Regions from separate parts of the Mus musculus genome. Here all the other regions are linked to region 5. The links are chromatin loops, found by intact Hi-C in ENCODE. Cell type or tissue: heart. All regions are shown on one strand. Region 1 has its middle 140 kb from the start of Ajap1. Region 2 has its middle 15 kb from the start of BC039966. Region 3 has its middle 64 kb from the start of Gm31055. Region 4 has its middle 6.8 kb from the start of BC039966. Region 5 has its middle 11 kb from the start of Gm31055. Region 6 has its middle 79 kb from the start of Gm31055. Region 7 overlaps Ajap1 (adherens junction associated protein 1).

Evidence for each region. Peaks named below come from ENCODE experiments on the same cell type or tissue, not always from the same donor. Only the 100,000 strongest peaks of a DNase experiment are listed, where the experiment ranks them.
Region 1: it touches region 5 in a loop (2.1-fold over the local background); 2 of 42 quality-filtered maps call a loop at or near these places.
Region 2: a loop joins it to region 5, with 4 times the contacts of the local background. A loop is called at or near these places in 3 of 42 quality-filtered maps.
Region 3: a loop joins it to region 5, with 4 times the contacts of the local background. A loop is called at or near these places in 2 of 42 quality-filtered maps.
Region 4: it touches region 5 in a loop (10-fold over the local background); 3 of 42 quality-filtered maps call a loop at or near these places.
Region 6: it touches region 5 in a loop (5-fold over the local background); 2 of 42 quality-filtered maps call a loop at or near these places.
Region 7: a loop joins it to region 5, with 4 times the contacts of the local background. A loop is called at or near these places in 7 of 42 quality-filtered maps.

Annotation. Positions count from the first base shown.
Region 1 is chr4:153,342,712-153,346,711 of GRCm38, reverse strand. No RefSeq gene overlaps it. Among named protein-coding and RNA genes, the nearest start is that of Ajap1, 140 kb to the left of the region's middle. In heart, no CTCF peak of the experiment used is centred here; no DNase peak of the experiment used is centred here.
Region 2 is chr4:153,933,251-153,937,250 of GRCm38, reverse strand. No RefSeq gene overlaps it. Among named protein-coding and RNA genes, the nearest start is that of BC039966, 15 kb to the left of the region's middle. In heart, no CTCF peak of the experiment used is centred here; no DNase peak of the experiment used is centred here.
Region 3 is chr4:153,227,008-153,231,007 of GRCm38, reverse strand. No RefSeq gene overlaps it. Among named protein-coding and RNA genes, the nearest start is that of Gm31055, 64 kb to the right of the region's middle. In heart, a CTCF peak has its summit at 1,530; no DNase peak of the experiment used is centred here; H3K27me3 peaks cover 591 bases.
Region 4 is chr4:153,941,706-153,945,705 of GRCm38, reverse strand. No RefSeq gene overlaps it. Among named protein-coding and RNA genes, the nearest start is that of BC039966, 6.8 kb to the left of the region's middle. In heart, a CTCF peak has its summit at 2,240 (motif pointing right); no DNase peak of the experiment used is centred here; H3K27me3 peaks cover 1,602 bases.
Region 5 is chr4:153,173,729-153,177,728 of GRCm38, reverse strand. No RefSeq gene overlaps it. Among named protein-coding and RNA genes, the nearest start is that of Gm31055, 11 kb to the right of the region's middle. In heart, a CTCF peak has its summit at 1,918 (motif pointing left); no DNase peak of the experiment used is centred here; H3K27ac peaks cover 200 bases.
Region 6 is chr4:153,242,586-153,246,585 of GRCm38, reverse strand. No RefSeq gene overlaps it. Among named protein-coding and RNA genes, the nearest start is that of Gm31055, 79 kb to the right of the region's middle. In heart, no CTCF peak of the experiment used is centred here; no DNase peak of the experiment used is centred here.
Region 7 is chr4:153,375,744-153,379,743 of GRCm38, reverse strand. All of the region lies in intron 5 of Ajap1 (adherens junction associated protein 1), which reads left to right. Among named protein-coding and RNA genes, the nearest start is that of Ajap1, 110 kb to the left of the region's middle. In heart, a CTCF peak has its summit at 1,553 (motif pointing right); no DNase peak of the experiment used is centred here.

The DNA of each region.
Region 1 (4,000 bases), 170 kb before region 5:
CCTCAGGGAGAATGTGGAAATAGTAAATAAAATAGGAGACCCCCATACTCACTCGGTGAAACTCACAGACTGTCTTGAAGCCAAGTGAAACCTCCGGAAAATGAGCAGATTAAATACAAAAGACAAATGGGTCAGCGGGTTCGGAGACACACAAAGACAAACTGCCCAATGCGGGGCTGTAAGCAGCATAGCACTTTAGAGGTCTGCAGGGCACACTCGCTAGTGTGACCTGCCTGCAATTTAAAGAGCCAAACAGACTCATAAAGGCCAAGACATGTATTTAAGCAATAGATATAATGTCCACAATTTGATAAAACTCTGGTGTGTGATTCTAAGAAGCTTAATAAGTACCATCAGGGCAAACACAGGAAACCACATGAAGACAGATCACTGTCCAGCACCCGAACGCTGGAAAGAAAGACATAAAGAGAATTAGATGAAAATAGTTTTCATACAGGAAAACACAACTAAGACTTCTATAAATGTCTCTTTAAAACTCACTCAAGAGATAAGATATAGAGGCGACAGCCTTAACATTATATTTAAGAAGCAAGGTGTGGTGGCTGAAGTCTAATCTAAGCACACAAGAGGTTGAGGCAGGAGGATTGCAGGAGTTCTACCTGGGTTACCATGTAAAAGCCCATTTTTAAAAAATAAAAATAAAAAATAGAAGGCTCTTAAAAATAAAGTTTAGTACTCAGAAAAACACATTATGCAAAAACACAGGCATGCTAAATGTCTGGAAAATTAAACAGAATTGAGCACGATTGGTCAGGAAAACCTAAGGACATGTCCGTACTTCTTTTGCAAGAGGAGACTGCAATGCATTCAACATTGGAAAGCTGTCAATTAATGTAATTGCTTTCATATTCATTTTTCAAAAGATAATTTAACAGTTAAATAAAACTATAAGAACAGGAAGAATCCTTCACATATCTAATTCCGAGAAGCCAGAAAGTACAGGCTGGAGGATTACAAGTTCAGGGCTACAGAGTAAGCCCTGCCCCCACCCAAGAAGCGTAACCCCGCCTTCTACCCAACAAAGAGTAAGCCCTGCCCCACCCTAAAAAGAGTAAGTCCTGTCCCCTACCCAAAAATTCAATCAATCAAAATAAAACAGGAGAAACGAAAGAAAAATAAAAATATGTTCTTCTGTGGAATTTCAGCAAATATCAAAGTAAAATATGACATTAGCATAAAGAACCCTAGGAACAAATACAATTTATTACTGTAGAGTCTCTAAATTAAACAGAAATTGTCACAATATTGAAGACAGGCCACAGTGAATTGAAATGTTCATACAGTGAGCCCCAGAAAAACAACAAACTTGGAGTGAAGGGGCTGAGCTGTAGATAAAGATGGCGGAATGAAATTGTTCCAAACAAAGGCAGGTTAAGAAGCTGGAGAGATGAATCACAAGTTAGACTGCTTGCTGCACTTCCTAGGGACCAAAGTTCAGTACACAGCACCCATGCTGGGTAACTCACAATCACATGAAACTCCAGCTCCAGGGATCTGATGCCCTCTTCTGGCCTCTGCAGGTACTGCGCTGATGTGGCACACACACACACACACATACACACACACACACACACACACACACACACATACCACAGCACACAGACACAGCACACACATACCACCACCTCCACGCACACACAGCACTTACACACCACATACACACATATGCACATGCATGCACATAGACACACATACACACACTCACATATACACATGCACATGCATACACTCACATACACACATGCACATGCACACATACACACATGCACACATGCATGTACACACACATTAAAATATAAAAATTAAAGTAATATATATTCGCACATTAAAATACACATATATACATAAATATATACACACATATGTGTGTATGTATGTATGTATATACATATTAAAGAACATAAAAAGAGGGTAAAGGGCATATATGGCCTTGCTGCTACTGTGGCTGTCACAGGGAGCTATAGAGGTCTCTCTGTGTCATTTTCATGTCCAATAAAGCATTCTTGTGTTCATGCGCCCTCCACTCTGGATTCTGAAGAGTGTCCACTCATCTTATTCCTGGCACCATCACAGTGGCTTGCAGGGTATGTTGGCTGCTAGCCTTTGCCAAATTGACACAAACCTGGGACACACAGATAGAAGGAAGCTCAACCAAGGAGTCACCTCCATTGGTCTGGCCTGTGTCCAAGTTCATGGGATATTCCTTTGATTTCCAGTTGGTGTGGCATGGCACAGTAGAATGCCATGGCAGTACCTCCACTGGGTGGGTGGTCTTGGGCTGTATAGGAGAAGTAGCTGAGCAAGCCACAGGATGTGTGGTGGTTTGAATAGGATTGGCTTCCATAGGTACCTGCATTTGAATGTTTAGTCCAGGGTGTAGCCCTATTTGAAAGGATTAGGAGGTGTGGTCTCTTTGCAGTAGATATGGCCTTGGAAGAATGTGTCTTTGTTGTTCTTCCTATGGGGTTGCAAACCCCTTCAGCTCCTTCAGTCTTTGTCCTAACTCTGCCATTGGGGTCCCTGTACTCAGTCCGATGTTTGGCTGTGAGCATCTGTTTCTATATTGGTCAGGCTCTGGCAGAGCCTCTCATGAGACAGCTATACCAGACTCCTGTCAGCAAGCACTTCTTGGCATCAGCAACAGTGTCTGGGTTTAGTGGCTGCATATATGATGTATCCTGAGGTAGGGCAGTCTCTGGAGGGCCTTTCCTTCAGTCTCTGCTCCTCTCTTTGTCCTTGCATTTCCTTTAGACAAGAGCAACTCTGGGTTAAATTTTTTGAGATGGGTTGGTGGCCCCCATCCTTCATTTGGGGTTGATGGAGAAGTCCCGGGGACTAAACCACCAACCAAAGAGTACACATGGAGGGACTCATGGTTCCATCTGCATATGAAGCAGAGGATGGCCTTATCTGGCATCAATTGGAGGGAAGGCCCTTGGTCCTGCGGAGGCGCGATGCCCCAGTGTAGGGAGGGGAATGCTAGGGCGGTGAGGCAGGAATGGGTGGGTGGGTGGGTGGGTGAACACCTTCATAGAAGTAAGGGGGATGCAAGAGGAGGTTTGCAGAGGGGAAACTGGGAACTGAGATAACATTTGAAATGTAAATAAATAAAATAACCAATACAAAAAAAATGTGTCTTTGAGGTCTCCAAGCCCACTCCTGTCTCAGTGGCTAGCTCTTCCTTCTGCCTTCACACCTGGATGTAGAACTCTCAGCTACCACGTCCGCCCCATGTGTTGCCAGGCTTTCTACTGTGGACTAAACCTCTGAAACTATAAGGAAGCCCAGATTAAATGTTTCCCTCTATAAGAGTTGCCAAGATCACGGTGTCTCTTCCCAGCCGTGGAACACGGAGGAAGCCAGGGAGCAAGTCAGTAAGCAGCATCCCTCTGCAGCTTCTACTCCAGTTCCTGCCTCCTGGCTCCTGCCTTGAGTTCTGCCCTGGCTTCCTGTGGTGATGGGCTGTATGTAATTTGTAAGCCAAACAAACCCTCTTTCCCCCAGGTTTATTTGGGTCAGTGTTTTATCACAACAGAGAAACAAACTAAAACAGAAGTTAGGACCACTTCTGTGTTCTGGTGGAAGGATTTTGGAACTTGGGGTGGAGAAGCCATTGAGTGCTCAGAGCTTAAACAGCTCTTCTGTGGGAAGTTGGAACGTTATAATGCTGTGATCAAGGCAGAGGATGGGGGAGTGGAGTGTGATGTTTTAGAGGGAAATTCTGATGCTCTCAAAGGTTCTACCAGAGCTGTTTGAGTGATATATTGAATTAAGAGTCTATGGTTTCTGGTCAGCTGTGGCCAAAGAATTTGATTAGCAAGAGACAAGCACCACTGGTATGATCATCTTTGCTTTACTGGGACAATTTGTGCTGGTCAGGTGGGGCTGAAGGATTAGCTGTGATTAATAAGAGGTAATTAATTATCCCCTGAGGTGAAGTCTTCTGGGGAACACCTTCTCAGGGTCATTATAGAGGGTT
Region 2 (4,000 bases), 760 kb before region 5:
TTTGTGGAAAACCACAGACATCCGTGCTGAGCCAGAAGGTGGCTCAGGAGAGCTCAGCTCTGGCAGTGAGGACGTTTAGAGACAGCAGATCAATCATTTTGGTCTGTTTGCCTTTTCTGTGTATGTACAAAGAAGAGATAATAAAGTCTCCCAGTAAAATTTAAGTGTTCCCAACAAGGAATCTAAAAGCGATATGTGAGGGTTTAATACACTCTGTTTTTGCTTTTGTTTTTCCCTTCGGCGGCCCATCGCATGATTGGATGGAATGTAGTGCTCGCTCCAGACCCAGATCTGACTTAAAAATTTAAGTTCAGCTCTGCAGCTCAACAACCGGCTGAGCTTGACCGCATTACTTAATCCCTTTGAGCGTCAATTTCCATATCGACCGTGGGGTGAGATGAGAACAGTGCTCTTTGAATTCCGGGTGAAAACGCGAAACAACTCAAACTGGCTCAAGCTAAGGAAAGGATCGAAGCCTAGCTACCTCATGTAGCTAGGCTTCAGTGGTGTTTCAGGATCTCAGGTCTGGCTGCCAGATCCCAACCTCTCTGGGCTGGTTTGCCATATTCTTGTGCTCTGATTGGGTACCAGGCCCTGCTACGAGCCAATCCTCATTGCCAGGAAATAGCTGGAACCTGATTGGTTAGATCTGCCAAGGAGCTGAGGGCAGAATCAGTTCCACCCTCATGAAATCACCACTGCCCACAGGAAGTGGGTGCTCCCTGGGATGCCTAAACTCAGCCTCTCAGACCACCATACCTGCTACCTTATAGAGCTGTCTGTGCGTGCTGGTAACAGGGGTGGCCACATAGTGGGGTTCCATAGACTCGGTCTTTCTTTCCTCACATTGGGGGCTATCTGCTCTTTGGGACTAACCAGGGCAGGTCACACAGGATGCGGAGGTATGGAGGTGAGGTGAGGAGTGGTGTGGGCATTCAGAAGGGGGCTCCTACAAGTAACAGAACCTGTTCTCAGAAAGAAGGGTTCGGATTTTTCCTCCTAGGCAGATCGTGCACAACTCTCATGAGAAGGTCATAGAGGAAACATCTGGATGGCGTCACTGCTGTCGTTGTGGGTGGGGAGTTGGCACTCAACTTCCTTTTCTGGGATAAGCACTCGTGTGGAATGGAAATCAACACTTGGAGGTGCTTGCGAAGACCCACGGAGCACGTTTCTTATGGACCGCTTGAGCTGCTTCCGGGCGGAATTCTCTTTAAAACCTTTGCTACAAACATCTAAAGTGTGGTGGCAAGAGAGCTGAGAGGAAGAGCTTGGAAACGGGCTGCTGGTGGGATGAGGGATCAGCACACCCAGCTCACTAAGGAGGCAGAAGCTTTTCTGAGTGGGATTGGAGAACTCGGTGCGGAGCGTTCCTTATCTGCCCAGCAAGGTTCTCTGCTGTTTCCCGCCCACCTCTGGACCCCTATCCAGACATTCACCAGCTACAAAGGGCTCAGCTTCTACAGTGCTATTTGTGGCTTTCATGGCTCACGTGGGTCTCTTACTTGGTACGGAGAAAGCCTTTGTGTACCAGGCAGGCCAGCAGAGGAGGCCGGCCCCTCCTGCCATTTAATCCTAACCCACAGCATCAGCTGCCTTTGCAGGGACAATTTCTTTCCTTTCCAAATAGGGCCTCAAAGCCATCCATGTCTCTTGCTGCTACCATTCCTTCTGAGCTGTGGTGCAGGGCAGCCGATGCTCTTCCATGCCCCAGGAAGCCATTCTATGCGAGCAGGAAGAACAAGGGAAATGGCGGTTGGGTTTACCTCGAGAGACACACTCTTTTTTTTTTAGTTTATCTGGTGACAGAGGCAAGTTGTAAGGTTATCACCTGTGCCCCACCTGCCAGGTGCTTACTGGTTCGCACTGACTGGCTCAGCAGTGAAGGTTTGGGGGTGACACTGTGCCACAATGTTCCAACGGCCTTAAAGAGGGTACCCAGCCCTGCCTCTTCTTTTGGGAAGGCTACAGGCCAGATCATGGCAGGAAGGTGTCTCAAAGCTGTGTTGAGGGTTTGGGAGACAGTGCAACCATGAGGTACTTGTTCTGAAAATTTAAGGACCCAGGTTTGAATCCTAGAGACCCATGAGAAAAAACAGCCAGGATGTGTGTCTTTAAGCCCAGAGCTGGGGAGGAGACAAGAGGATGTCTGAGACTTGCTGGCAAGCCAGTCTAGCCTACTTGGCAAGTGACAGATTGTAACTTTAATTTATTTTAAACCTTATTTTTAATGAAGGCTCTTCCTCCATGTGCCTTGCCTCAGCACGTGCATCCAATCAGCCTGAGTCCACAGAGTCCTGAAAAATGCAGCTCAACTACTCAATGTAAGGCAGACCAATACATATGTGTTGTTAGCAAAGAATCCTTCATCACGTGTTCTTTCACATGCTTGCCTTAGCAGAACATCCTCTCTCCTGTGTCTGCTTCAGCAAAATGTTCCTTCACGAGTCTACCTTAGCCTTTCACACCCGTGTCCACTTTAACAAAATGTTTCTTCTATGTGTTTCCCCAGCAAAACACCATCCAACCGGCTTTCCAAAGAACCCTTAAGTTCCCACTTCTACAGATCAGTGTGAAACCTGTCTTAGGAAACAATGTGGGTATCATCCGAAGATCACTGCCTAAGGTTGACCTTTGGCCTCTATATGTATACACACACACACACACACACACACACACAGTTACACACATACAGTCACACGGAGACACACACACAGTCTCTCACACACATATCTTCACACATACACATACATATAAAAACAAAATCACTAAAACCTTTCATTGACCGAGTACATCAGCATATTAGCCATGGCCTCTGTCTGGAGTGGAGTCCTGCAACTTCTGATGGGCAATAATAAGTCCTGTCTCATCAATTCCTCTGGGTCTTGACCATATGGGTACATTCACTTTCCAAATCCTTTAAAATGTTAAATGTTCCACAACTCCCACAAATGGATCCTTTTTTTTTTTTAATGGAGTGGGAATGGCCCGAAGATTTAAATGAGATGGACATTGCTTATGTGGGTTCTGGGGAATTTGAACTCAGGTCATCACAGTTGCACTATGTCTTACTCACTGAGCCATTTCCCTAGCCCCCTAGTATCCTTCCTACCTTTGCATCCCATGCTGAGAAATACAGTTGCTTGGGTGGTCACAGTGTAGACGGACCATATCCCATCCACCACTCCCGGGTACCAGGTGGGAAGGTTGACAGTGGCTGGGAGCAAGTCTGTGTCTCTCATCACGGACACACGGATGTCTATAAATATTTGTGGAATGACGTATGGAGGACAGCGAGGTTCCTTGTAATCAACCTCGAGTTGCTATAGCGATGCCGTGGACTGGTAGTTTAATGAAATGAAATGCTTCTGACAGTTCTGGAGGTTGCTAGGGCCAAGGCTGAAGGACTTTGTTGTTCTTTGTTTGAGGCAGGGTCTTGCTAGGTAGCTCTTGCTGACCTCAAACTTAGGATCCTTCCCCCTCAGTCTCCCGATTGCTGGGACAACAGGCATGTGCTGCATGCTGGGTGTGCTGGTTAGTTTAGTTTCATTTAGTTTTTGTCAACTTGACACAAGTCAGGGTCACCTGGGAGGAGAGAACTTCAGCTGGGGACATCCTCCATTGGATTGGCCTATGGACAAGCCTCTAGGGCATTTGCTTCGTTAACGATTGATATGGGAGGGCTCAGGTCACTATAGGCAGTGACCACTGCCACCCCTGGGTAGGTGGTCCTGGGGTCCTGCTTAGGACCCACTGAGCAAGCCAATAAGCAGCACCCCTCCATGACCTCTACTTCAGTTCTTGACTCCAGGTTCCTGAATTCCTGTCTTGGATTCCCTCTGTGATAAACTATGACCTAGAAGTAAAAGCTAAAAGTTTCCTCCAAGGTTGCTTTGGTCACAGTGTTCATCACAGTAACAGGAAGCAAGCCAGATAGGTGGCTGCCCCAGAGGTTTCTTTCTGCTTCACTGTCTCTCAGTGAGATGGAGGAGGTCACAGG
Region 3 (4,000 bases), 53 kb before region 5:
AGGAGTTCCCTCCACCCACACTCCCACAGATACCTCCTTGCTGAACTATAACTGCAAAACCAGCAAGCCCGTCCCTGGAGTCAGCCATCTGCACGTGGTTGACATTGATGAAGAGTGTCTGTTCTTTATTCTTTCCTGTTTGATGGCTTCCAGTGAGCGTGCTTACCTTTAAAGTGTTTGTGCATCTTATTTTGGCTCTCCGTGTTTACCCTCCGAAACGCAGGCTAATGACGCCCACCTCACCTCCCTCTGTCCCTTAGGAAAAAAATGGAGCCCATAAAAACCACCAGACTGGTGACTGAGCAAATGGGTTGGCATCATAAAATTTTGATTTAGAGGTTGAGCAAATGTGATGGAATGTTCTGGCGTGCCCTTCGGAATTGTGAAAGCTATTTTTGGCATGTACATATTTGCATACAATTGTCAGACTCTCTCTCTCTCTCTCTCTCTCCTCTCTCTTCTCTCTCCTCTCTCTCTCCTCTCCTCTTCTCTCTCTCTCTCTCTCTCTCTCTCTCTCTCTCTCTCTCTCTCTCTCTCTCTCTCTCTCTGTGTCAGGTGACTCAGGCTTGATGGAACTCACCAGCAAAAGCAACATAGTGATGCTTCTCGGTTGGTATTGGGGCCGGATTGGGAAGGTGAGTACAGACAGACACAAAGGAAATGAATCTTGGATCTCCCCAGCTTGCTCCTCATTTGAGCAGAAGTCTCAGTAGTAAGGGAGGGGCCCATATAGATCAGGACTTACCCACAGAGCATGTGGCTCCTACCTTGAACAATAGATAAATAACTTATCTCCCTCTGGGCTTCTGGAGCACGAACAGGACCTGGGGATTCCTCTGTCCTAACACCAGATGAGCTTAAAGACAGCCATCAGCTTTTCCTGCCAGCTACCTGTGAATTCGAGCTTCCAGGGGCTGCTCCACGCCAAGCCATGCCTGCCCCCTGCCATGCTGGTCATAGACTCTTCCTCTAGAACCGTTTGCAAACCCCCAAATGCCTTCTTTTATTAAAACAAACAAACAAACAAACAAACAAACAAACAAACTCTGTAAAGATGACCTTATCTCCGTCCAGCTCCACGCCGTAAGCCCTATGAAAGCTCCCGGGTAGACAGGACAGTCATATTTCTCCCTTGGGAGCCCCTTCCATGCTCCAGGGTCCTCTCTTACTTTTTCTTGACAAACTACACTCAATCCATGGCCTGTTCTTCCTCTGTTTATGTCCACCTATTCTTCTTGGGCTCAGAAGAAACGCAGAAACCACTGGCTCAGGATGGCTTTGGTGGGCATTGACTGTTCGAGAGATTAACACCTCAAGTTAAGATCAGCGTGAGCAGAAAAGGCTCTGTCGGGCTTCAAGAAACCGCATCCTGCTAAGTGATGTCTTCCCTCTGAGGGACAGGCAGGTGTATGAGGAGGGGACCTTTCTTTCCCCTTGTTTCATTTTGGGAGACGCGCGTATAACAGGAAATATTCTTGGAAACGGCTCTTTTAAACTTTCTGTGGCCAGGCCTGGTGGCACCAGCTGTAATTCCAGCCACTAGGGGGGCTGAGGTTCATCAGGAAGAGCAAAAGTTCAAAGCAAGCCTTGGCAGGTTAGCAAAGTAAGAACTAAAATGCAGGCCGTGGGTGGAGGGGGGAGGGGAGGCCCAAATCACTTGAAGTGTCCTGAGAAGTTGTAATAGACATTGAGATTCAAAGGTATTGTTTTTGTTTTATGTGTTTTTTGTTTTTTTCAAAATCCCAGGAACATCTAATTTATAGGAAGAAGAATCATTGAGAGAGCAGTGTGAAGCAGCACACAAGATTGGGGGTGGGGGGTGGGGAGGGGCAGGATGAGCCTGAAGTAGCATGTAGCATCTCTGTTCAGAATTCACGAGGAGACGGCCACAGCGGTAGAGGAGAGGGCTTGCTGTGTACCAGGCCTGGCCCTGTACAATTTAATCCCTCCACCAGCTCATTTTACAGCTGGAAAACAGAAGCAAGTAGCCATCCAAGTGGCACCCAACTGAGGCTGCTCCTAATTCTAGATGCTGCGGCTGCCTGAGATTTACAAGCCCCTCCCCCACCCAGTGGGTGCTTCAGTCATTTTCAAGAAATGATTCCCTAGGCTCGGAAGAATGCCTTCCTTTCCTAGAGGCCCACAGAGGCAGCGAAGGATGGCCTGTCCACACTTCTGCCTGACTGCTAACAGTCCAAGCTCTCCATAGGACACAGGTCTGCCAGTCCACCCTGGATCTGGTCAGGCTGCCTAGGTTCCCCGTTCAGCCGTGTCTTAGTTACTATACCATTGCTGTGGTCCCAGTACCCTGATAGAGCAACCTAATGGAGAAGGAAGGAGGGAAGCCCTGTTGGCAGGAGCAGAAGCTGGCTGGTCCCATTGTATCTGTACTCCGCAGAGAGCAGCAAATGAAGTGTGCAGCTGGCTCTCCCCGTCTTAACCAGTCCAGAATCCTCACTTTCAGGAGTTGGCCCACACACCATTAAGACGGGTCCTCTCCCAGGCCATTCTAGATTCCCTCAAGTTGACATTTGAAGCTAATCATTACGAATGTAAAGACACCTGCCGTGGTTGGTTTTAATGTCAACTTGGCAGGAGTTAGAATCAACTGAGTCTGGAGCTTCAGCTGAGGGACTGTGCTGATTGCCTTTCTATGTGGGAAGTCCCACCCCAACAACAGGTGACACCTTCTGCTAGCAGACAGATAAAACGGAGCAGCAGAAGGAAGGCAGCTCCCCGTTGGCTCTCCTGCCTCCTCTATCACCACCTAACTGATTTCCCCGGTTGCTGCCGGTGCTTCCCTGATATCAGAATCAACCTTTCCAGGTTCCCAACATCTGCCTTTCTCTCAAACATTCTTATCTTCCCAGCTCCTGATAACAGACGATGAGCCCTGATCATTCACCGGCTTTTTCCAGCTCTAAGTTCCAAAGGCCTCCTCCACATTCCTCCCGAAAGTCAACACGGTCAGGACCGTCAAAATGACACCCTGCCCTGTTAAGGATGTCTGTCCTAGCTTGGTTTCTGATGCTGTGATCGCCACATTCACCAACGCTAACATGGGGAAGCAAGTGTGTATCTCACAGCTCACAGTGCACCATTGTGGGGAGCCAGTGCAGGAAGCCAGTACGGTTGCTTAAAGGAAAGAGGGCAGAGTCCACTGCTGAGTGTCTGTCAGTCCTGAGGTCTTAGAAGCAACTCTACTCACCCTGTCCTCCTCCAGTGTTTGATTCTTCTGCCCACCACCTTCCAGAACAATCGAATTCTGTCTTGACTGGCTCACCCAGTATTCTTTTTTTTTTTTCCATTTTTATTAGGTATTTAGCTCATTTACATTTCCAATGCTATACCAAAAGTCCCCCATACCCACCCACCCCCACTCCCCTACCCACCCACTCCCCCTTTTTGGCCCTGGCGTTCCCCTGTACTGGGGCATATAAAGTTTGCATGTCCAATGGGCCTCTCTTTCCAGTGATGGCCGACTAGGCCATCTTTTGATACATATGCAGCTAGAGTCAAGAGCTCCAGGGTACTGATTAGTTCATAATGTTGTTCCACCTATAGGGTTGCAGATCCCTTTAGCTCCTTGGGTACTTTCTCTAGCTCCTCCATTGGGAGCCCTGTGATCCATCCATTAGCTGACTGTGAGCATCCACTTCTGTGTTTGCTAGGCCCTGGCATAGTTTCACAAGAGACAGCTACATCTGGGTCCTTTCCACAGCTGGGCCTGGAGTCCTAGCTCTAGGACAGGGGCTGGGCCTGGAGTCCTGGCTCTAGGGCATGGTCGGGGCCTAGCTCATTAGCCTTTACACTTCTTATTACTTTCATTTTCTCCATTGTACTCGGAAATGCATGAGACGTAGGGAGCTGTCTCCATTGATTCACTGGTTAAATTAGCTGCTATTTCCTTCCCCTGCATTACAGGCTCAGAGTAATTTGTTTATGAATCAAATGTTCTGTAGGCTCTGAAGGAAGGCTTAATATGCACTCATTACAGCCA
Region 4 (4,000 bases), 770 kb before region 5:
GGACATTCTCAGACTAATTCAGCTGGCCTGAATTTAGAAGCAAAAAAAAAAAAAAAAAAAAAAAAAAAACGGGGGGGGGGATTTCCATCTATTGATTTTTCATTTGGGGGATTATACCATTAAGTATCCCAAAAGGTAGGATGGGACCCGACTCAGATGTTGAAGAAATGGAGTCTTTCTCGATCTCTGTCCCTCTCATACAAAGGTTCAGGCTCTCTGCAAAGATAAAGCCACAGCCTAGACTGCACACAGGACTTTTGAAACCAGTCAACATGCAGCGTCCCCAAGATCACCCCCGGGTTCCACGTTCGCAGAGAGACTTGTCAAAACCTGACAGTTTTACGGTCTCAGATGGTTTCTTAGGAAGGAAAGGACATAGGGTAAGACCATGTTGGGGTGGGGATAGGAGTGAGGGTGGGCTTCAGGAAAAGACCCAGAGCAGAACGTTCTGGGCTGTCTCCCAGGGGTCATTCTCCTGACAGAGGTGTGACACGACAGCTAGGGGTCAGACTCATGTCTGGAGTTCTTATTAAGTTACATGGGAAGATCTGATTGGTGGTTACAAGCGGCTGTCACAGCCTCCCCATTTTATTGGTATTCATGGCCCAAAGTGCCCTCCTGAGCTGGCCAATTCTGCATCTGGTGTGGCTCTTGCCACCCTAACGAATAACATCAGTCTATCCAGGGTGACCCAACATCCCAGACAAAGAGTGTGGATCCTGTTGGAGCATCTCAGGGGGTGATACTCTGTGGAGGCCGAGGACAAATGCAGGGTATCATCTGGGATAACGGTGGAGTTCTTCACCTTACCCAGTCCTCTAGAGCACAGCACACACTGAGGGGAGGGGGAGGGGAAAGAGATGAGAACACAGCCTGCTGAGTCTCTAATTCCCCCTCTCAGATGCTGCCTGGCACTTTCTTCTCTCTCCTTTTTTGCAACCTCTGTTGAAATTCTCTGGAACTAACACCCCCTGCATGACCCTGATGACAAAGTTATTTTTTTTAATTTATTTTTTTATTTTTTTTTTAGAACATTTTCCTCTGAGGGAAACAGGCACCCTGCCTTTCTCTCAGTGAGAGAGAAATGTTCTTCTGGATACTTTTTAAATTCTCTAAAAAATCTTTTGACTCTTTTGCTAAGGGGAAGCAACCTTCCAACAGAGCGACACACAGATAATGTCCTTTGAATGTTGGCACAGAGCCTAAATCAGGCCCCAGGGGGCACCACACTTGCTAATGGACTCTGCCCTCTCTCAGAGATGGAAAGCCAGCCTCTCCCTCTCTATGATCACTGGAACCCCAGTTGTGCTTCTCTCCCACAGCCCTGGCATGACCTCGGGGTGAGCGGATGACCAACCTTCCCTGTTAAGCGATGAACCCACCCAGCTGTGGCTTCTGTGAGCATCGTGTGTTCCAACTCGAGGCATGTCAGGGGAGTTCTCTCCAGGGGTGGGGGGTGTTGTTGCTCTTCTGCACACAGCAGCCCTCGTGCCTGTGGTCTCTGTGGGTACCCACAGGCTGGGCACCACAGCAGAAGCTGTTTTTTGCTTGAACTCTTGCAAGGTGGTTGGGAGGGATGTTCTAGCAAATGCTGCTTTAGACTTCGCAGCAACTGTCTCAGCAGGAGGGACTCCTGACACAGAGACTGCAGGGTCCATACCAAGCTCCCCTGGTCCAGGCCCAGAATACCCAGCTGTTCCACCTGGGTCTTTATCCTTAGTGATCTCTCTCTCTCTCTCTCCCCTCCCCATGTCATCGTGTGTGCACCCCCCCGCCCATGTTATCACACTTGCAGGCTGCAGCTGGAGATACAGAGTAGAGGATAAACTACTAGGTACCAGGGTCTCCTGAGAGAGCAGGAAAGCAGGGCAGGCTGTCTTAGAAGTTGCATGATGCCCCCACCTTGCAGGCTCAGACAGCCATTAGACTTCTGAGCACAGTGCCTGGGAGGTCTGGGACAGCAGCAGCTGCAGTTTAAAGAAGCAGATGCCCAATGAGGTTGTGGCCATCCCATGACTTGGTTCTATCTCGATAGGGACAGGGATATGTCTATGTGTTTGGATTTCGTATGGCATAGGTCAGAGCTTGTTCTGTATATCACCATGACAGTGTCCTATGGTACGTGCAGTCTATCTTTTGTGACACCATGAAGCACATGGAAGAGGGGACCTCACCCAAGATCACCTGCAAATAGGTCACAAAGTGCTTTGGACCCACTGAAGCCTGTGTCTCTGGTCACCAACACCAGGGGGCAGGATGAGACAGGAGAACAGGCAGGCTGCTGCAGATCTTCCACCTCCCATCCACTCTAGTGACAACCTCTGAGACCCAGCTTCTCAGGATGCCCACGAGGAAGTGGCACGGGCATCAGGTGAAGCACAGAGAAAGCAGTTGCCTTCCCAATGGCTTCCAGAATCTTCTGAGAAGGATTGAGATAGGAGTAGAAACACCTATAGAAAATGAGTCTCGCACGTTGGGGTTCCTGAAAGATCCAGAGAGAGGGAACATCAAACCTGTATTAGCATGAAGAGGCAATGCAGAAGCCTGCAGGACGGGTACCCGGCTCACAAGGCCCGCCCATAAGCCCCCCCCCCCCCCCCGCGTTCACAAGCTACGCCCACAAAGCCCAGGGCCAGACTGCTGCCTACTGTTCCAGAAACCATCTTCAGTTGTGCTCTCAGGGCACATGTCAGGCTGGTGTGCCTTGGGCTTCTGGCGCCATGGTTTTGCTGGGGAACTACCTTCCGGTGCCGCTCATCCCTGGGTGGCCTATTCTCATGTCTCTTGACTAAGCCTTCCCCTTCTCTGGTAGCAGCACTGTCCTGCACACAGAAGAAGCCCAGCCCCTTCACTGAGCCCTCTAGGCAACACGCTCATCTGTATCACATTGGGCCCCGGTCCCTAGGAGACCACAAAGATTCAGGATCCCAGCTGGGTCCTCTGGCATCCGCTTCTCTGGAGCCCCCATTCCCACGTACTTTCTAGGATACACCTTTTATCTCTTGAGATCCGTTAAATATTGGGGAAGCGCTCAAGGGTGCGCTGGTCTACATGAGGAAACCGAGGCTTAGAGTCACACAAGCCTTGGCTGAGCCCTGGGAGTGTGGAGGCACATGTCTGCATGTGCCTTCTGTTGGGGTAGTCCTTCCTATCTTCCTAAAAACTGTTCTCTTCAAAATCTTCTCTTCCTCCTCTGGTCTCCAGCCTTCTTCCCCTCTGCCTCTTGGCCATGCCTCTTATCAGAAGTAATCCATGTCCCACCCAAGCCTGCCAGAGGACTCCTTTTTATCAGCCTGGACCTTGCCACCTGTTTAAGGAGCCTGGAATGAGCTTTCGTTTTTTTTTTTCAGAGCCTCTGGTGCGCTGTCTAGAGAGACCCACACTTACGTGGTATAGATCGTTACTGCACACTTGTGCTCTGGCACACGTGCATTGTATCCAGGTGTGCTTTGGTACACACCTCAGTACCTTTGTCTCAGGTCTTCCCTTAACCAGGTACAGAAACAGGTGGAGTGTGACATACGGGTTGACTGTGGGATACAGCCAGTAGTATGGGCATAATGGGCACCAGTTTATAGGAGAAGGGTAAGCTGGCATAGGCTCGCTTCTCCTACGATGAGTCCATGCTGGGTAGGGAAGGGGGTGTTGCAGAAGAGTCAGCCATGAGACTGTGAGCAGAACCAAAGCAGAGAACAGAACGGGAGAGCATCTTTGATCCTGCCCTTGCCCAGGCTGGCTGCTGCCTATGAGTCAGGGCAGCTGGCTGGGGCCCAACTGCCAGTGCAAACATGATGTGACATGGCTGTCCTATGCCTAATAGAACATATGTTACCAGAGACTTCTGGGAGAACCCAGTCCATAAGAATGGAGGTGTAGGTGTGAAACAAACCTAAGCCATCATGCTGGTTGGCACTTAAGTCACTTAGGCCAGGGCACATGTCTACAGCTTCATCTCCCCAGCCCCATGCAGAGTGCTGGTTCACACATACATATATACAGG
Region 5 (4,000 bases):
ACACCTGCCACTTCCAAACCACTTCACAGCTTTACAAGGTGAGCACAGATGGTCCTCTGCGGAGGACAGCCTGCTGTATGACTTTCCAACCTCACAGGGACATGGGGATGCTTTCTCTTCCACAAGATATTCAACACTCCATTGTAAAGCAGGCTTCCTAGTTGACAGCTACGCCCAGCTTTGACGGATGTCAGAGCTCTCCAATCAGGTTAGGCTGGGCGGAGCTGTAGGGGGCCTCTATGGAGGGGCACACACACACACACACACACATTAATGAGATTTTCACGAAGGATGAGGAGGCCATTATTAAGACAAGCCTCTGTCCTTAGTGGAGGGGTATCCACATAGTTGCTGTACCCAGCATAAAAATGAGAAAATTGAGATCTGAGGGTGAGGGAATTTGCCCAGGGATTCACAGCCATCCTTGGGGCATAACAACCTGAAACGATACTGTCACATTGGGCTGAAAATCTTCGATCCAGTTTCTGATGGGGTCCTGCAGGGCATCCAGGACAGGAAGACATGCACAGTGGGGACCTCACCTCAACACTCAGATGAACACAGGGATGCTTGTTTATAATTCCATACCAGTCCTGAGCCAAGTCATCAAAGATGAGGGAAAACATATTTCAATCAAAAGGACACACTGGGCTGGCAAGCAGACTCGGGCAGTGGAGGTCCTGCAGCTAACCCTGAAGACCTGGGTTTCATGTCCAGAAAAGGAAATCAACACAGTGGATGTAGAGGAAACACAATAATCTGAATACCACACATGTACCATTGCACACACACTTGCACACACACATGTGCACACACACACATCTGGACACACACCCACACACCCACACACACATACACCCCTGCACATACCTATATACACACACACACCACACATACCTGCACATACCTACACACACAAACATAAACAAACAAACAAACAAACAAACAAACAAACAGATGTAAAGAATTAGGACTTCAGGGCTGAAGAGATGGCTCAGAGGTTAAGAGAACTGACTGACTGCTCTTCTGAAGGTCCTGAGTTCAAATCCCAGCAACCACATGGTGGCTCACAGCCATCCAAAATGAGATCTGGCGCCCTCTTCTAGTGTGTCTGAAGACAGCTACAGTGTACTTACATATTTACAATATTAAATAAATCTTTGGGCCTGAGTGAGCGGGGCCCGGAGCAAGCAGGACTGGAGGGAGCAGAAGTCCTGAAATCAATTCCCAGCAACCACATGATGGCTCACAACCATCTCTACAGCTACAGTGTACTCATATACATTAAATAAATAAATAAATCTTTAAAAAATGGGACTTCAAATAATCCTTGAGTGTTTAAAAAATAAAATAAGATGGCACATTGAACCTCTATTATGTACCATTGAGTAGGATATTTTCAGGGGCAAATGAAAGTATAAATTAAAAAAAAAAAACCTTCATTTTTGTTTGTTTGTTTGTTTGTTTAAAGAAATCTACGTTTTATGGCTACCTCGTCGTGTATGATTTAAAAGAGAGGGAGGACAATGCCCAGGTTTTCCACGCCCTACCCCAGGCTGAAGAGGTTGGGAAGCTGAGAGCTTGCTGAGTTTGGGCGGTGGACTCCTGAGGGCCCCTGGCATGCAGGAGGCTCCCCCATGGCTATCAGTCACGGCTCTAGAGAGTAGGCTCATGAGGGACCACAGCAGACAGGCCGGCCACTCCCGGGACGGAAGCTTCTGTGTTCTGCTTTGAAGCTACAGCAACTGAGGGTTGGTGTTTCTCAGCTGACCTTGGACTCTGGCTGGGGAGTCTCCCTCAGAGTCAGTGGAGCTAAAGAATGTGGGCGTGGAGAGCGAGGGCTGAGCCTGGGCTGCGGGAACGGGATACTCCTGGATGGAGGATCTCACTGGCTCTCCAGAGCAGCAGAGCGCCTCCTGGTGGTCAGGGCAGCAGCCTGCGTCAAAGCCAAGGCATCACTCAGGGTTCACATAGAGTGGCCTCCGGGGACAGGTATCAACTGCTCTAAGTTGTTATCCTTTCTTCCCGCTGATGTGATTGGAGACTGGTTAGGATGCGTTAGAAGGGCAGTGTCCCGGAACACAAGAACCTGTCTGGGTGTCTCTGAGAGACTTAAGAACGAGGTGCTTCTCGTATGGGTATTAATCCTCATCTTTTGCTTACAGCAGCGAAGTCAATATCTAAACGCATCAATAAGGACGCCAAAGGCACATTGATAACTTTCTTTCTCCATCTTTGGAAGTCGCGAGACTCTCCCGAGCACTTATAAAATTGCGTGTCACTTTCCTAAGCTTAAAATGATTTGGAGCAGAAACCCGTTGCCTCGTTTGTCTCCCCAGCCAGTCAATAAATCTGACAGACGTCCCTGAGTTATAGCTGGAGTGTTGGATCTTCAGAGTACAAGCTGCTTGCTACGTTCCTAAGAAGGAACACATGTGTCTCCCGGAAGGCCAGGGTAGGAGAGCTTCTCTTGTGGGATCGTGGTCACGTGTGAGCCTCATTCTCTCTGTCATAAAGTTCGATGATGAGGTTGTAAAAGAAGTGGGTGGAGAACGCTTTTTGCAAGAGCCAACAGCCAGCGAGAGGAAGCGCTTGAGAGCTGGGAGTCGCTCCCCGAGGAGGAGTGTGGAATTGATGAAGACACTTGAAGATGCTGGGGGCAGGTAATTGCTAAACAAGTCCGTTCCCATAACCAGCGTTGGCGCTGGGGAGAAAAGGGAAGCTGCATGACCTCAAGTAGCCTACCCAAGAGGCCTGAGTGCTTTGGAGACCGTCTTCCTTCTCAAGCTTGTGAGTGTACTCTGGGGATCAAAGTGAAGCGTCTATGTAAGCCTTCCCGGTGCAAAATCCTGGCTGGAGTGTATTCAGGGCACTGAATGAATGGCTGCTGCTGGAATCTGGTGTTCTGTGCTGACATCCCAGGACAGGTTGGGGTGTGAATAAGACACAGGATGATGGAGGCTGTGTTAGGAGCTTTGCATTGTTGTGACAAAATGCCTGAGGCTGTCAGCTTCTAGGAGGAAGGGATACCTGGACTCACGGTTTCATAGACCTCACTCTGTTGCTTGGATCTGACGTTTTGGGAGCCAGAGCGTCCTGGCCAGAGCATGTGCAGAGGATTGTGGAGACTGAGAGGCCAAGCTAGAGACAGGAAAAATTGGAGCCCAAATTTTCCTTCAAGGGCAGACTCCTAGTGACCTTCCTTCCTTCCTTCCTTCCTTCCTTCCTTCCTTCCTTCCTTCCTTTCTTTCTTTCTTTCTTTCTTTCTTTCTTTCTTTCTTTCTTTCTTTCTTTCTTTCTTTCTTTCTTTCTTTCTTCCCAACACCCCTAAAATGTCACCCCTGCTGGACAGTGAACAGGCTGGTGACAGAACCATCAACACAGGACATTGTAGGGACATTTAATATGCAAGTTAGAGCAGAGACATAGGACATCTGCTGGAGGGTGAGCTTGAAGTAGATCTAGAAAGGAGTATTCTGGAAATGCTTCGTCTGAAGGCACATAAGGATCGCTCCAGCAACACTTGGTGCTAGCAAAAAAATAAAAAATATGTTGGATGACCATCCATGGAGAATGCATGTATAGTGAGGTGACCACACTGTGGATAACTATGCAGCCATAGAAAAGGATGAACCACAGACACAGATCTACATGGGACAAAAGTAAAAGGCTTGGAAGGCAGAGGCAGAGGCAGAGGCAGAGGCAGAGGCAGAGGCAGAGGCAGAGGCAGAGGCAGAGGCAGAGGCAGAGGCAGAGGCAGAGGCAGAGGCAGAGGCAGAGGCAGAGGCAGAGGCAGAGGGAAGCTGCGACTGCAGGAAACATGGCTGTGCTGGTAAGCTTTAACCGTGAGCGTGACACAGTCTAGGATGGCCTGGGAAGAGAGTCTCAGTGAGGGATTATTTACATCAGGTTAGTCTGTGGGTACATCAACGTGGTGTGGCTAATTGCCAGGAGGAATGTGGTTACCTTAATTAAGTTAATTTGTGTGGGAAGACCCAGT
Region 6 (4,000 bases), 69 kb before region 5:
GATGATGAAGTAATAAGAAAAGAGGCTTCTAGAGTGGGGCCATATCCTGCTGTGTTGGAAAAAATTGTGTACCTCAAATTAGGGGGCTCCTAGGTTGTAAGCTATTTCTACACTTGCTTGCCTGGAGGGCTTCCCTCAGTTGGAATCTGGCCAGATGCACCCAGGAACATGTTCGGTTGGGAGATTTTTTTTTTTTAGATCTTCCACTGGTGTATTGACTGGGAGGCCCTCCGTGGATTTTTATGGTGGTGATTTGTGCCTTAACACATCCACTACTGATTTGGGTGCATACAAAGGCATTAGCACTTCTTATCCCAGGTCGAGACCTCAACACAGGTAAGGGGCCAGAAGACTCTTCACAGAAGATGTTCCCTGGGAGACAGGCTCAAGAGCGTCTGTCTCGCACAGAGCTCCCCACCCCCCCCCCACCCCCAGTGGTTATGCTCAGCTTACAGACATCGCAGGGACATAGACTGAGTGTCAAGAAGGTTGGATAATGCTCAACTCACTCAACTCTCTCCAGTACTAACTACCACAGTGTGAGGTCTACGGTGTGGCAGGGGTGGTGGAGTGACGTACTTTGGTTTACTTTCTTTCGGTCTTGGGGACGTCAACTGAGCTTTCCTGCATTCAGTAAAGGGGTCTGAAGAAAACCTTTGTTGTACCGTTCTACAATGAGGGAATCAGGGAGTAAGTCGAAAGCCACTCTCTCCTTTGGCTGGTCACATTGCATGGATGTGAACTCCCAGGATGCCTTTCAGGTGGCTGTGGGGATGTTTGATAGGTGTTGAGAAAGACGCCATGAGCCGAGAGAAGCAGCACACAGCTTCCGGAGGTGGCGTTCGTTCACCGTCTCTCTCTATCACTGGCATGGAGCCCATGATTGCGTTTTTCCTGAATGCTCGGTAAAGGATGATGACAGCCACGAGTGGAGGGATCCCCTAGGGAGGCTTCCTGCTATGGAACAATTGGTTCTTGCATAAAACATAATTTCTGATTGCTTCACTGGGCTTGTGTGGGGAACTTTAAGCAGCCCTAGAAAGAGAACTCAGAATGCTAGTCAGGCCCCTCCCCTACTGAGCTCTGAACTGCAAAAGTTAACAAAACAACCTTCAGAAGCAGCACCTCACTGGAGAAGGGGAAACAACCCTGCGGCTAGAGGTTAGAACTGGGAGTGCAGAGGGGGCCCCTTCCCCAGTATCATGGACAGAAACGCTTGGACACCCTATTTGAAGGACAGTATTCTCCATGTGAGCGCCTACAGCAAAGGCCACTCCCCTCTGCCCCTGGAATTCACAATCATGGTCAGAATGAGCTGCCAGGAGCTAGAGTCAGCAGGAGCAACAGTTTCTAACTTCCTCTCCCAAGAGACTGAACAGTAGACTGATCGCAGTGAGAACAGGAAAGTCCGGCGAGGAACACTTACAAAGTCGAAGACAGAACTGCAGGAAAAGGATGGAGCAACAGACAGACTCCAGCAAAAAGCCAAACGGAACGTTCTGAGCTGAGAAGTGTATTTATTGTAAAAGGCCCCGGCACATGCTAAAAGGCAGAAATGGAGTTGCCATACACAGTACTGGGGAAGGAAAGTACGCACAATCGAACCCAGCCATGAGGCCTACACACCTTGATAACTGGCCTGGCAAGACACGCCCACTGGTGTAAAGGTGGCTTGCTGCGGTGGGAATAATCAGCCACCTTTTGGTTGGATTCAAATCCTGATCTACAAGATAAAACCCATACCTGATACCACCAAGAACCCATGACTAGACTTGTGGTAGGCCTTAGGGGAGAGCCTAATTCTGCTCTCTACTGAATTTACATAGTAACAAACTGGCCCATACATTCTTATCTTGTACCCATAGATTAATACATTATTCAAACCCACGTCAGAATGGTCTGTTTGTTTGTTTTGTTTTGTTTTGCAGTAGATCCACAACTGGTCAAGATACAGAGAATAAGAGATGCAGAATGCTCAGCCTTAGACAGTGTATCTTCCAAGGAAGATACATCCCACCTTCCCAAGGCCCGAGGATCATTTTGAAAGTCCAGGTGGATAAGTAACCACAAAGAAACAATGTTGCATCTTCTGGGACACAATAAAGCCATTGTGCATATGAATTTACATCTATTAAAGTAACATCAACAAGACCTGGCCAAGTTCAAGCAAGACCAAATCTCAGCTTGGAGAGGGGAAGTGGCTACAAAATTCCACCTCCTAGCTGAGCAGCTACTAGCAGTTCATAGCTGTTGGAAGAGGGAAAGTTGGTTTTCTTTAAGCATGAAGCCCAGGGTGGGTTTGTCATGCTCCTGGGGAAGGTCACACATCCAATACCATACATACAGGCAGCACCAACTGCACTTGATGGGTTTTTAAAATGGAGGACACAGAATTGGGTGAGTAGGGAAGAGATGGATCTGGGAGGAGTCTGGGGAGAGGGGAAATATAACCAAAACACAGTGTGTAAAATTCTTAAGGAAATAATTAATAATAATAATAATAGAAAAAAGGAGCCAAAAGAAAAAAATTAAAAAGCAAATTGGATCTAACTGAAAAAGGTGGTAAGCTGGAAAGTAGACTTCAATTGACAACCCATAACAGACCTCATAGAATTACAAAGGGGAGAAAAAGCTGGAGGATGGGGAGGAAAGCTGAGGAGAGCTGTGACAGGCTGTCTCTGGAATTGACAGAATTGTGAACTCACAATACCAGCACTGGACCACATTCAGGCCACGGAACCCTAGCACAGATGAGGGGGGACCTCCGAGGATCCACCCCTTAAGGTAGGGGCTCTGAGGCTCCACCCCTAAAGGAGGACTTCCGAGGCCCCACCCCTTAAGGGAGGACCTCCGAGGCTCCACCCCTAGCTTGTGCCTCCATGATGTGGGCAGCTGAGCAAGATTGATCTTGTTAGCGTTTGCATTTGAGAAAGCAAGATTCGATGCTTGTGATATTTGCTGGCTCTGCAAATGGTCACTTGTTTAGTTCCCATGATGCTCTCTGCTTATCTTTACAGGTATCTTTATCTGCTGTTATCTTTACAGGTAGATGTACTGAGAAATGGGATGAGCTGACTAATACAAACTTTCAAATCTTGAAAATGAAGCCATGCCATTAGTACATCTGACACGGGATGGCAAGATGGCTCAACCAGGCTCTACACACACTTGGCAATACCTGAGGGAAAACTGTGCAACCTCCCACTACACAAGGAACTCAGCTGTACTTGGAAGAAGGATAGACACATCTAGACATAAAGGGATGGGAGAAAGTAGGCCATGTAATTAACCACTTATTGCAGGATCGGTGTGCTAATATCAGGCAAAAATAGGCTGCAATACAAAAAAAAAAAAAAAAAAAACCAACAACAAAGGGAGTCATTAGCAGGGAATGTCGGTGTGGTATGATTTATGGGTCAATTTCCAAGGAAGACACAATTCCAATCTGTATTCGCCTAATAGAATTGTCTCAAAATATGTAAAGTATTGTCTTATAGAGTTATGGGAGAGACTGATGAACCCCCCCCCCATCCCGCTGGGAGATTTTGCATTCCATCTCTCAATAATGGATAAAGCAAGCAAATTTCTTCCTAAGGATGTAGGAGAATTCAACAACCTGTAACCTGCAAATTGGTGTGTGTGTGTGTGGGGGGGGTACTTGCTGTTCAGGCACGCAGACAACATTTACAAATGTTAGTCCCCTGGTATTGGAAGCCCCAAGAAGCCCTTTCCCTATCAAATGTTCAAGCATGACACCCAGGGCCATCTGCTGGGAAAGTGAGGAACATATTTACAATATGTGTTAAAGCCACGGTTTTAATTTGCCAATTTGCCAGGGTCCTTTTTAATTTTAATTTAATTTTATTATTTACTTATTTATTTATTTATTCTGATTTTTGCAAGAGGAGATCAGAGAAAAGTCCTGGGTGTCAGGAGGAGGGGAATGTATCAAGGATGTTTTAAGGAGACTGAGAGCCTTCATTCTTCATTCTGAATGGGA
Region 7 (4,000 bases), 200 kb before region 5:
AGTCCAAGCATCCCTTGATTCTTATAATTAACGCCTGGGCATGAGCAACAAGCAGAGACGTACCAGAGAGATCTCTCGGGTTTACACGGGTGCTTATTGTCCCTTAAATAAACAGCAATTAATAGAAACACGTTTAATTAAGGTTTAATAGTCAATAGGGATATTTATCTCTCGAAGAGCCTTTAGGACTTTCAGATAGCTTTTTATAGGTGATGGAGCAATTTGTCTAAAAGAATTTTAATGTGTGTGTGTGTGTGTGTGTGTGTGCCAGGATAGTGTCTATGTGAGTGTGTCTCCCTGTCTGTGTATGTTTGTGTGTATGTGTCAGTGCATGCTCTCTCTCTCTCTCCCTCCCTCTCTCTCTCTCTCTCTCTCTCTCTCTCTCTGTGTGTGTGTGTGTGTGTGTGTGTGTGTGTGTGTGTGTGTCTGTGTGTCTGTGTGCTCCTTCCACTGTGTGTTCTGGGAATTAGACTTAGGACCTCAGGCTTTTGAAGCAAGCTCTTTTGCCTTCTGAGTCATCTTGCTGGCCTCTGTGTAGCAGTTTCTTACCCCAACACATCCTTACCCCTTCACAGGACTGTGTCTGTACAAGGGGGGGGTGGGCGGAGGGCTAACCATGACCAAGTCTTTTCCCTGCAGACAGACTCCTGGGGAAACCCAGGTATCCTGACAGGCAAGCTCTCACTTCGGAGAGTCCTTATCTCATACCACCTCACGGTGACCGCAGGTAGCCACACGAAGATGATTTCTACTCAGAGGCTTGCCTGCCATTGGCTCGTGCCTCATTTCCTGTCAGTTCCGCCACCCCTGGGATGGCTGAACTTCAGGAAACTGAATTACACGTAGGTTCTTCCTATTCATCAAAGCCACTTCATTCTGAGCAGCACCTCGGAAAACATTGAGACTCCCCAGTCTGGAGCACACAAGAGATGAATCATTACTAATATTCTCAGGAACAAATTGAAGCACAAACTGATAAAAAAGAAAAGAAAAGAAAAGAAAAGAAAAGAAAAGAAAAGAAAAGAAAAGAAAAGGCAAGCGCCTAAACCTTCCCCCAAACAAAAGAAAACAAAACAAATCACATCCCTGGGTCTGGGGAGATGGCTCGGTGGAGTGCTTCTAGATCCCTAGCACCCATATAGAGAGCCAGATCCAGCCGTTCTGTGAGCTATGGGTTCACTGAGAGACCCTGTCTCACGGTGGACAGGGATTGAGAAAAGCACCCAACATCGACCCCTGGCATCTGCATGCATGTGCACAAGCACTTGTGCACAGGAACATGTACACATGTGCACATACAAACACCATGTTCATAGAGTGCAAAGCTCTCATAACTTAAAGGAATATCTCTTTCAAAGTAACACGGAGAACCTTCTAGAAGCTGTGCTTTCTGTCATCCAGCACAGAAGGAACACGGGGCACAGGTGTTCTTTCAGGCTGGTCAGGAGCTGTGGTACCAGGGACAAGGCCTGCCTCTTGTCTTTGTTTTTAAGAGCAGATGCTCAAGCCGGTGAGCCCAGGAAGCCTGCAGCTCAGTCTCCTTCCGGGCAGCAGGGGGCAGAATTTATCCCGGAATTTATCTGCAAGATCGCTTGCTCTGCAGTTCCCACCTACCCTGTCCTTCCCTGCCTGTTTCCTGTGGGGTCCAGACCCACATCCTGCATCCTTCCCCTGGGCCTGTGGTCTTTCTCCAACTCAGGGCCAAGAGGCTCCTGCACTGAGCCTCTGCAGCCAGAGACCCCACCCCTCCACTGTAAGCCAGAACTAGAGAACAGCAGGGCTGAGAGCTCAGGGCAGGTTTCTCATCTCTCCTCCCTCCCTGACCTGAGGCTGGGATGATGCCCTGACATTGTCTGGAATCTCCTCTACTCTCTGCAGAAAGCCAGTGCTGCTGTTACAATGGCCATCTCACCACTGTCTTGGTCTCCCAGTGACCCTGCCCTGTGGGCTTGGAGGAGAGTTCCTTTTCTGTGTGGTTCCATATAATCACTTAACAAAGGATGGCCCCTGTCACCGGGCTCTACCATCCAGCCTGAGGTGACCCCCATCGCAGACCTGTACTCAGGGAGGGTCCTGTTGCCAGGGAAATGCTATGCATGCCTGGCTGAAAATTCCAGGAAACTCTCTTACACCCGGGAAGCAAGACAGATAGAAATTGAGGGTATGTCTGCATAGAGGAGAGAGGGAGGGACACGGTGGAGGGAAGGTAGGTGGGAGGAGCCAGCATGGAGAACATAGAAGTATCTAGAAGGCTGGTAGGGAGTGGGTAGGGCTGTCCCTTCAGCCTTGCTTTGTTTAAGTTCAGGATCAAGGGTCAGCCTCCTCCTTGGGAGCCTCTCTCCTGAAGGTGAAGCCTCCCTATGATTTACAGCCAACTTTAGAGGCAGGTTTGGCAGAGCTTGCCTCGGTTCCCAGCACTCAGGACGCTGCAGCAGGCCAGGCGTGTTGCAATAACAATATTGCAACAATAACAATAATGTACAGCTTCTGCCCAGACTAGGCTGGATAGAGAAACACTGTCTCAAAAAAGGGGGGAGGGGGAGACAGAGACAGAGGCAGAGAGACAGAGAGAAGAGGGAGACCTAAGTCACCCTGATTATACCAACCTAGGCTACCAGGCCAGCCTTTAGTGAACCTGTTTAAAACGAGTATATAATTGTAGAAAAATAGACCTAATAAAAATATCAATTAACTTTGCTGTCTCTCTGTGTGTCTCTGTCTCTCTTTCTGTCTCTCTGTCTGTCTCTGTCTGTCTGTCTGTCTTTCTCTCTCTCTCTGTATGTGTGTGTGGTGTGGTGTTTATGTGCATGTGTAGTGTGTTGTTAGTAGCTATGTGTTTCTGTGGTTGTATGCTTGTGGAGGCCAGAGGTCAATGTTGGATGTCTTCCTCTGTCAATTGCTACCATATTTTTTTGAGACAGAGACCCTCACTGACCCGAGCACACCAATTCTGCTAGGCTGGCAGGCCAGTATCCTTACTGGGGACCCAGGGATCCTCCTGCCTCTGTCTCCCCAGCACAGGGATTATAGACCCACACTGCAGTGCCCATCTTGTATGTGGCTCTGTGGATCCAAGCTTGTGTCTTCACGCTCACACAGCAGGTCCTTCAGCCACTGAGACCTTACTCTTAACCCTTCTTCAGTGTTAACTGTATCAGCAGCATTACTTGTGTCAGACTGTTCCCAGGAAAACTTCCCACTGGATACTAGCAGCCCCCCTGGCCTTGGCATCCCTACTGACTGTACAAACGCACACTCTAGCCACCCCCACCATCTGCCTGTTTAAATGCACAACCTGGGTCCCCCACATGAGTGGATTCGCAGAGTACTTTTTTTTTTTAAATTTCCACAAAGTTCAAATGAAAATGCGCACCCAAGATGGCTCTTGCTGTCTTAAATTACTTCTCTGTTTGAAACCCTTTTCCTATTGATCCCTGAATATGGAGATATAGCTCAGGGAATATTCCACCAACAGGAGCTGTGTGCTGACATGACCCGAGGTCCCCATTCTTTTCGAAAGGTTGACTGAGGTCTGCAGTAGATCGATAACCCCACAGAAGCATTGTGGATGCTTCAACTTAGGCCTCATAGAGTAGCCCAATAGGCACCTCTTGGAGATGGCAGGCTAGACAGAGGGTTGTACAAGGGGCTTCTGTTGTCCATTCTGGGACCATAGGGAAGGGGCTAGCACCTCAGTCCTCTTCTCCGCCTCACTGGAGAGACAAGTGTGGGGCTCTTGGAGCAAACAGGGGTCCTCACAGCCCCACCCACAAATCCAGGATGAAACCTTCATGTGTCTCCTGGAAAGGTCAGTGCTCAAAGTCTACCACTGTTGAGTCAGGAGAAAGGGTATCCCACCGGAGTCTCCTGGGAGAGTTGAGTCCCATACCCATGCTTCCTGCAGCTATGGGGACTCTTCACCCAGCTCCCAGGCCAGCTTGCTTCCAGGGCTGTATGTCCCTAGAAGGTTCGAAACTCTCTGTGACGGATCTTCCAGTTT